2 separate regions of the Homo sapiens genome follow, and region 2 is linked to region 1. A link is an interaction called in ENCODE POLR2A ChIA-PET data of the cell type or tissue named here. Cell type or tissue: B cell. All regions are shown on one strand.

What was found. Peaks named below come from ENCODE experiments on the same cell type or tissue, not always from the same donor. Only the 100,000 strongest peaks of a DNase experiment are listed, where the experiment ranks them.
Region 2: POLR2A ChIA-PET joins it to region 1 with 6 read pairs; 3 of 35 experiments call an interaction of 5 or more read pairs at or near these places.

What each region holds. Positions count from the first base shown.
Region 1 is chr2:37,347,952-37,352,951 of GRCh38, reverse strand. It overlaps QPCT (glutaminyl-peptide cyclotransferase), which reads right to left. Exons shown (of 7, transcript NM_012413.4): 2 at 17-163. Among named protein-coding and RNA genes, the nearest start is that of QPCT, 5.8 kb to the right of the region's middle. In B cell, no CTCF peak of the experiment used is centred here; DNase peaks (open chromatin) are centred at 2,761 and 3,431; H3K4me3 peaks cover 671 bases; H3K27ac peaks cover 1,392 bases; H3K27me3 peaks cover 361 bases.
Region 2 is chr2:37,286,072-37,291,071 of GRCh38, reverse strand. It overlaps PRKD3 (protein kinase D3), which reads left to right. Exons shown (of 19, transcript NM_005813.6): 4 at 73-204; 5 at 1,559-1,716; 6 at 4,703-4,895. Among named protein-coding and RNA genes, the nearest start is that of PRKD3, 36 kb to the left of the region's middle. In B cell, no CTCF peak of the experiment used is centred here; a DNase peak (open chromatin) is centred at 2,921.

The sequences.
Region 1 (5,000 bases):
TGTCCCATGTTCTCACCTGACGAGCAGCATAGCTTCCAGGGGATCCCGGGTATCGCTCTATCAGCAATGGCTGTAAGTCATTTTGCCACATTTCAGAGATACTGGTGCCTTCTGCAATTTGCCGAAGAGCCGATGAATTCAAAATGGCTGGCTGGTGGTAATTCTGAGGATTGAATGAAATCATTTAACTAGCTATCCTTTCATAACATGTTTAAGACTCTGACATGTTTTCAATTAATTGCTTAAAACTTCAAAATAAGGGAGAACTTTATGTCAAATGAGGTAAATTAAACTACTCAACTTTAAAATTGGGCTGTTAGGGCTGGGCACGGTGGCTCAAGCCTGTAATCCCAGCACTTTGGGAGGCTGAGGCAAGAGGACTGCTTGAGCCCAGGAATTTGAGACCAGCCCTGGCAACATAATGAGACCTTATCTCTACAAAAAATGAAAAAATTAGATGGGCGTGGTGACGCATTGGTGCATGCCCGTTGTTCTAGCTACTTAGGAGGCTGAGGTGGGAGGATTGCTTGAGCCCAGGAGGTCAAGGTTGCAGTGAGCTGTGTTACTGAGCCCTCCAGCTGGGCAACAGAAGGAGACCCTGTCTCAGTAAAAATTTTAAAAATAATTAAAAAACCCAACTGTTAGCCTAAGTAAATCTTACACAGTATAGAGGGAGAGTAGTCAGGGAAGACTTTATAGATGAGCCACAAATTAAGGGGTCCTCGAATTTTAATAGGATTTTAATAGCAAGCCTAATTCAAAATTTTATAATGATTACATGTTGAAATGGTAATTTTTTGACATATTAGGTTAAATGAAGTATATTATTAAAATTAATTTTACCCCTTTTTCACTTTTTTAATGTAGCTACTAGAAAAATTAAAATTACATATGTTTCTTTCATAATCTTTTTTTTTTTTTTGAAGTTGGGGTTTCTCTCTGTCACCCAGGCTGGAGTGCAGTGGTGCAATCTGGCTCACTGCAACCTCCACCTCCCGGGCTCAAGCAATCCTCCCACCTCAGTCTCCTGAGTAGCTGAGTCATTATTTCTTTTTTATTATTATTATTTTAGATGGAGTTTCACTCTTGTTGCCCAGGCTGGAGTACAATGGCATGATCTTGGCTCACTGCAACCTCTGCCTCCCGGGTTCAAGCAATTCTCCTGTCTCAGCCTCCCGAGTAGCTGGGATTACAGGTGCATGCCACCATGCCCAGCTAATTTTTGTATTTTTAGTAGAGACGGGGTTTCATCATATTGGTCAGGCTGGTCTCAAACTCCCAACCTCAGGTGATCCACCCACCTCGGCCTCCCAAAGTGCTGGGATTACAGGCATGAGCCACCGCACCCAGCCCTGAGTCATTATTTCTATTAGACAGTGCCAACTCAGATGATTGTTGCAATTCCTTTCAGCCTGAGCTTGGTGAATCTATAGCCAACTAAATAGTAGACTTTTTAACTTCAATTAAAATTATTTTTAAATTGCATTAAAGTTCACATAACATTCAAATTTGTATTTTGGATGACTTCACACATACTGTATATTCTTATGATACTGGTAATGATGAACCATTCATTCATTACATGTTTATCAGGCACCTAATAATGGAATGTGTTACTCCTCCTCAACAGGAAGAGAACAATTGATCAGATGACTTCTTCCCTAAGGGGAAGGATGAGGATGACATAAGAATATTGAATTATTTGGAAGGCAAAACAGAAATTAGGAGAGGCCTATTTTATAGTTCCTTTCAGGACCAGTGTTAGCTGGATACGCTTAAATAGTCATGCAACTATTTTCATTCCATGTGATCGACTCCATGGGACTGGTGTGAAACTGGACTTCAAAGAATGCTTATTGCCTAATTATTTACACTCATCTATACTCCGAGATGGCTGTTTACTTTCCAGTACTTACCATGCAAAGAGCATGGGCTATAGGATCAGACAGACCCTCTCAACTCAGCCTCTCAACTCAGCACCCCACCACCTACTAGCTGTAAATCTTTCCAGGTTACTAAACCTCATTAAGGCTCAATTTCCTCATCTGTAAAACAGAGGTAGTAATACCTGAATCCTAGGGTAAATAGAATTAAGTGAACTAACATATGTAAACTGCCATAGTAAATATTCAATGTGTTAGTTACTATTTCCTTCTATCAAACACTAAAGAGCCATAGAATGAATTTTAAAGTTGGAAAAGCCACTTAGAGATGCTCTAGTCTCCAACCTCCTTCATTTATATTAGTGGAAACTGAGATTCATAGAAACCAGCTGACTTCCTGAGGTTGAAGGAGAGTTACAGGTAAATCCACAAAAAGATCCGCTGTCTGGGGATTTCCAATCCCATGCTAGTTTTACTCTGCCTCACTGTCTCATTTATGCACTTCCAGTTTATTCCTGAATATTGGTGCTGTGCCTGAACATCAGAAGATTTGTCTTTGTTTATTGGTAGGACATTTTTAAATATATTTCCTTGATAAACTTGTCAGTGCAGGCTTTAAATCCCTTGGTACCTCCAGGATCTAAGTCCTCATGCCAGCTCCCAAACAACAGTTGGAAAAGAAAGCTGAAGCTGAAAGACAAAGCAATAGAAATGTGCGAAGGGATAAGAAGAATATGGAGGCAAGAGGTCAGAAGACTTCCATGGTTAATTATTACTCAACCCTGCCAACAGAAGCCTGTCTGGTCTCCCCCCTCACCCTTGCTCACCATGCTTCGGTCACTCTGGCATTTGGCCAGGCCCCAAATGCTCTGAGGTTCTGCCCCCATGAGGCTTTGGCATCTGCGGTGCTTTCTGCCTTACAAGCTGTTTCCCCTCCTCTTCACCTGGCTAACTCCTGCTCACTTCAGCTTGCAGCTTGGAGGCCACTTCTTTGTGTGTTTACTTGTTTAATGTCTGTCTTTCATACAAGACATCAGCTCCATAAGGGCTGGAACTCCCTCTCTCTCTGTTGTTTACCTCTCTCTCCCACACAGGCCACACAGGGCCTGGTTCATCTTGAGCATTTGATAAATATTGGGGAAATTAATCAAAAAAGCAATCAACAGATGAACTATCTTTCTAAAATTATCTTTGCTAAGACTGTATTTATATAATAATAAAGTAACATGGGCATTTTTCTGCCACTGTAAATAATAAATCAGCTGAATGCACAAGCAAGCATAAAGACAGAAGAGACAGGTGGCTACCTGCTGCAATGGCCAGGAAGTGCTGTGGTTCAATGTTATTGGGCTTTGCTCTTTTTGAATTTCTGACATTCGATGCTTCTGACGATGAAGAGCTGGGTTGACCCAAGCAGTCACTATGACAACCAAAACTGTTGTGTCAAAAGCTGTTTACCAGTGGCTCCTTGTCTGCTTACTGTCCAATACTCTATCCCAAAGCCCATCTGGTCACTGTGGATAGAAGCTTTCACTCCATGTCCAGAGTGAAACGAAATCACTTGTGTTTAAATGGCTGGTTTCTAGAGGCTTGAAAGAGCTCTTAAGACATTTAAGAAAAAACAGGAACAAAATAAATGCCCCCTCCCCCAAGCATCTTTAACTACAAGAGATACTGCAGATGAAACCTAATTGGCAAATAGCACCAAAAAATGCTTAATGGATGACTAAAGGGTAAATCCAGCAGACAGGCCAGGCCTATTGATGCTTATGAATCTAGAGACTTACATGTGTTTGCTCCTCAACCTCCTGGGCTCAACCATTTAATTAACATACTTCAGTAAAGAGCCCTGACTCTCCTTGCCCCTCTGGGGGCAAAGATGCCCCTGTAAAATCCCAGAGCTAAAAGCTTCCCAGTAACTGAAGGACAGAGAAGAGGAAACAACCAACTACACTCAGTCAACTACTTAAGCCTTCTATTCATTAAAGCCCTGTGTGGAAAAGCATTTGACTTTCCCAACCTAAATAGCATGCATTCAATGTTTGAGGGGTCTTATTCTCAGAACTCAATAGATATACAAATTTAGGTGGAGATGAGATGAATGAGTAAGAGGAAAAAGCTGGAAAGAAAGAGCGAGCTCAGCAGGGGGAAAGTAACTCAGGCAAAAACAAAGTTGAGCCCAATGGTAAATGCAAACCCCAATTTATTGTAGGTTTATCTCAGTTAAAAGACACTTAGACAATTTTCTATTGGTGCAGGTGTTCTCAGAGGAATGAGGCTCTGTTACAGCCCCTGCCTTGTCTTTTCATCCAGACAGAAAGGACAATAAGTCTGCTCTGAGTGCAAGAATCTTTCAGCCAAAAGTGTGAACCAGATATCCTGAAGCATCTCTTCTAGGCTAATCATGTGGTTTTAAAGAGGGTTTTAATTACATAATTGATAGAGTTGGCCCAGCTTGCAAAGGGTTTTGAGGTTCCAAAAGACTGAATTAAAGGGAGATCATTACAGAAATGCAGCCAATGCAAGTCCAGTTTCTATTCTATATGAATGTCTCCCGGGCAATTCTCAGATTAACACCTCTGTCTGTCTGCAAAGTCAGCTCAATCAGCAGTTACTGAACTCCTTCTGTGTGTCGGATGCCACTGATATAAAAAATTCAGTGGGGGAATAGTTAGGAACTGAACAAGACAACATCTGTCTTTTCTAAAATGCAAGCAGCCCTCTACTTAAAAGCAGAGCCGTGCGGGCTTTAACCACAACAGCTTAGGGTGAAATCTCAGCTCCCTCGCTTATTAGCTGTGACTAGGAAAGAGTCCATATCTGTAAAATGGATCTCATGATACTTACCAACTAGATGGTAAGGCTCCAAAATGACATTTTGTCTTTCTGTCCCTACCAACACCCAGCCCCCAACTAACTTCCACGTCACTGCCTGAGAGTCTCCGTCGTTGCTTCCATTAGAATGCAACAACAACAATAACACACACACACACACACACACACACGCGTGCGCGCGCAGAGAGAGAGAGATAGAAATAAAAACACCAAAATGGTTAATAGCCATTATCTCTGAATAGTGGGGTTATGGGTGACATTAGTTTTCTTTTTAGTGTATTT
Region 2 (5,000 bases), 62 kb after region 1:
GAATGTGTGAGCATTCTTAATCTCATCGCAGTACAAATACAACGTGTATTGTAATACTTTTCTTTTTTAAAGCTTTAGCCACAGTAGAAGACTTCCAGATTCGTCCACATACTCTCTATGTACATTCTTACAAAGCTCCTACTTTCTGTGATTACTGTGGTGAGATGCTCTGGGGATTGGTACGTCAAGGACTGAAATGTGAAGGTGTGTGTTCTAAAATTTTTGTGGTCATTTGAAATAAGATTCCACATTTGCATTTTTTATTATCAGTGAAAAAGCAAGATGACGAGCTGTTGACTAGGGTGGTAACGAGGATTTAGAATTGGAGAGATCAGGACTCTCATTTTATCTCTGCCACCTACTTCATATTCTTGGGCAAATTACTAAACCTCTTAAGATTAATTTCTCGTAAAATACATTCTGCCCCACTGGTTTCATAAAGAGTAAACGGTTAAATCAGGTAATAGGGTTAAATATTTAGTACAAAATAATGGCTCCATAAATATTCATGTTGTTTTTTGTTTTTAAAAGTTTTCTTGGCCAGGCACGGTGGCTCACACCTGTAATCCTAGCACTTTGGGATGCCGAGGCTGGTGGATCACCTGAGGTCAGGAGTTTGAGACCAGCCTGGCCAACATGGCGAAACCCTGTCTCTACTAAAGATACAAAAACTTAGCCGGGCGTGGTGGCGGATGCCTGTAATCCCAGCTACTCGGGAGGCTGGGGCAGGAGAATCGCTTGAACCTGCCTGGGTGACGGAGGTTGCAGGGAGCCGAGATTGCACCATTGCACTCCAGCCTGGGTGAAAGAGCGAAACTCTGTCTCAAAAAAAAAAAGTTGTCTCTTACATACAACTAAATTGTCAAATTTGTTCTGAATTAGAATTGCTAGGAGTAGGACACAGGTGCACATTTCTGATGAAGAAACAGTCTTCTAAGGTGGAGGGTCAATCAACTTTTTCTGTAAAGGGACAGAGAGTAAATGTTTTAGACTTTGTTGGCCATATGGTCTCTGTCATGATTTAACTCTGCTATTACAGTATGAAACCAATCATAGACAATATGTAAACGAATAGATATGGTTGTGTTCCAATAAAACTTTATTTAGGGACATTGAAATTTGAGTTTCATAAAATTTTCATGTCACAGGAGGAATTTGGTACAGAGGCCATAGTTTGCTAACTAGTGCTTTAAGGCAGTGGTTCTCAAACTGTATTGTGCATCGTAAAACACACTTTGCTGGGCCTCATCCCCGTAGTTTCTAATTCAGTAGATCTGGGGTGGAGCCTTGTAATTTACATTTCTAACAAATTTCCAGGTGGTTGCCTTAGGGACCACACTTCAAGAACCACTGCCCTAGCTGACTTATCCTTTTTACACATTTCCTTTTCTTCTTGAATTCATTAGCTTCCACTTAGCCTGCTGTCTGGGTTCTTAATTAGGATAGGTATGGCTAACAGAAAATATGTTAAATAAAAGAAGCAGTGGTTTTTATGTATCACACTTAAATAGTAAATTTTTTTTTAAATCTTATATTTTACCTTGTAAAATATGTTTAGGCTGTGGATTAAATTACCATAAACGATGTGCCTTCAAGATTCCAAATAACTGTAGTGGAGTAAGAAAGAGACGTCTGTCAAATGTATCTTTACCAGGACCCGGCCTCTCAGTTCCAAGACCCCTACAGCCTGAATATGTAGCCCTTCCCAGTGAAGAGGTACGTATTCTAAGGTAATAGACATTTTAGTAGTAGTTATTCTCTGTGTTTCTACAGGGTGTATGACATCACTCTAGAACATAATTTATATGCTAAAGAATGGTAATGTTCCTACACTTAAGAAACATAAAATGTAGTAATGGAGACAGGACTTACCGGTAGTAATGAATTGCATTTTGTACACCTTGGGATGGTATTATGGCTTGTACCACTGCTTTAGCCTTCTAGTCAGTATCCTGGCTCCTGGTCTCCATACTTAAATCTTTTTTTTTTTTAATTTTTTTTTTAATTTTTGTTTTTTTGAGATGGAGTCTTGCTCTGTCGCCCAGGCTGGAGTGCAGTGGCACGGTCTCTGCTCACTGCAACCTCCGCCTCCTGGGTTCAAGCAATTCTCCTGCCTCAGCCTCCCAAGTAGCGGGGATTACAGATGCGTGCCACTACACCCAGCTGATTTTTGTATGTTTAGTAGAGATGAGGTTTCACCATGTTGGACAGGCTGGTCTTGAATTCCTGACCTCGTGATCTGCCCGCCTCGGCCTCCCAAAGTTCTGGGATCGCAGGCATGAGGCACTGCTATCTGCAGATCTGTATACAGATGAGACAGTTGAGACACAGAGCAGCTAAGTGACTTGTGTGAAGTCAGAGAGCAAATTAGTAAGAGATAGTGGAATTAAACCCAGATCTCATTATTAATAAATCAGTGATTTTTTTTCCTAATACAGTGTACCTCTCAAGGGCAAAGGCAGTAGATCCAGGAAAAAAGAAATAACTCCCTTGTACATTTCATAGTATTTGAAATGACTTCCATCTGTAGGTTGTAATCTTATTATTTAGTTTTTTCTGTAACTTCTCTGATCTTCTGTAAATTAATGGCAAAATCAAGGCCTTGTCTTGGTACTGTGATCATAATATTTTGCTAAGTTAAGACACCAGAGTAAAAGCTTTTGAAATCCTTTCACAAAAATTCCATCTTCTCTTACTGCTTAGCCCTAGTGTGAGATTTTTAAAGGATAAAAAGAGTGCTGCGGCATAAAGGACTGAAAATGAGGGGTTGGTATAAACCTACAGAAGAGCCTGGAAAAGATTAGTAGGAAAAAGTTAGTGCATCTTATACACTGAACTGCACAGAGAACTTACCTAGGAATGAGGACAGTAGAATAGAGGTATGTCAAGAGCCCCACAAATGATGCTGTTACGCCACCTATGCCCAGTTGAGTATTACTAGATTAGGAAATAGCAGAAGGACAGAGCAAGTGGATAAGGTGTTACATTTTTCATTAGTTTATATTTTATCTTGAACATGAAAGCTCCTTAGGGAAGTATAAGAAGTGCAGTTACATGTCTGAATTGGTTAGATTGTTCAGGGTATTTTTAAACAAGTAGAACTTGTAGCATGGAAGGGCTTTCAGGGTTTACTTTAGTCAGTTCAAGCATAGTCTCAAAAAGAAGAACTTTATTTTCCAACTGTTTGGGTTTTTCTACCAGGTGAACAAAAAGCAAAATTAAAGAAGGCATGAATTAAAAATTTTTGTAACCTGAGGGGTAAGTAGATTTTGGTAACTATGACCCTTTCTATATGAAGGGAATAATCAAACTAAATTATAGATCACCCAGTTCAATGTGGCTCATTTCATTCATTCAACACACATTCACCGATTATTGTATGCCAGGCCCTGTTATATACTAGGGACACAAAATTGAATAAAACATAATCCAAATACTCAAGCACAAAATCCTAATACCCAACTACCATCTAGCTATATGAACAGATTTTGCTGTACCTGCTTGCATCCTCACTGCCAGAACTGATGTCCTGAGATCTTTCAGCTGCCTTCTATAACTAGTCATGTTTGTAATTCAGAGAAGTTGGGTAATTCTACATTAATATGTTCAACCAAGGGAAGGAAAAGAAGTCAGAAAAAAACAAGAGACAGAGAAGTGCAAGGGAGAAGTAAGGGGAGGAGAAAAAAGAAAAAAAAGGGAAGAAAAGGAAAAGAAAAGGACAAAACAACTGGTTGGAGAAGAGCACTATAAAATGCCTCAGATTGATAGTGTAGGCAGGTATTTTTCTTTTTCTTTTTCTTTTTCTTTTTTTTTTTTTTTTTTTTTTTTTTTTTTTTTTTTTGAGATGGAGTTTCGCTCTTGTTGCCCAGGCTGGAGTCCAATGGCATGATCTCGGCTTACCGGAACCTCCACCTCCTGGGTTCAAGCGATTCTTCTGCGTCAGCCTCCCGAGTAGCTGGGATTACAGGCATGCACCCCCACGCCTGGCTAATTTTGTATTTTTAGTAGAGACGGGGTTTCTCCATGTTGGTCAGGCTGGTCTTGAACTCCTGACCTCAGGTGATCCGCCCACCTCGGCCTCCCAAAGTGTTAGGATTACAGGCGTGAGCCACCACGCCTGGCCAGAAGACCAGGCAGAAAACCAACTAGCTAGGTTCTGGAATAGTCTCCAAAATGGGTAAACAAAGTTTACTTCTTCTTAAAGCTGAATTACTGAAACTTGTTTTAATTAGTTTTGTATCTGCCATTGTTTATCATTATTAATTAGACTTAAAATGTATGTATATATTTTAGTATTAAGATAAATTTGAAAATCTAAAATGTGTTTCAAAATATATTCAGATGTCACATTCAGTAATGCAAAATGAGCAGCAATAATACTTTCTTCATTTATTTGTTTTAAAGTTTGTGTATTTGATTTGTAAAGTGCTGAAATGTGCCTGGCAAATAATCATCAGTGAATATATACCTGAGAATTAACATATCTTAGATGTTTTTAAGCATAAATATTAGCAAAAAGAATCTGCATTTTTCTCATTCAAAGATTGGTAAATTAAACATTGCAAAGGAAACTGCTGAGAACAACATTTTTAGAGTTTTTTGGCTTTAGTGTTTGAAATAAATGATTCTTGTGGTTAAGCTCTGCTCCCACTACTCTGTTTTTAATATTGACTTACACTTATGAAAATTACTTATGTTATAGTCACATGTCCACCAGGAACCAAGTAAGAGAATTCCTTCTTGGAGTGGTCGCCCAATCTGGATGGAAAAGATGGTAATGTGCAGAGTGAAAGTTCCACACACATTTGCTGTTCACTCTTACACCCGTCCCACGATATGTCAGTACTGCAAGCGGTTACTGAAAGGCCTCTTTCGCCAAGGAATGCAGTGTAAAGGTAGGATTAGGTGTTTTCCCTAATTAAAATTTATGTCTGTTTTTGTTATTATATATAGGCTTAAAATATTTATATTTCAGAAGCATTAGCCAAAGAAATTATTCT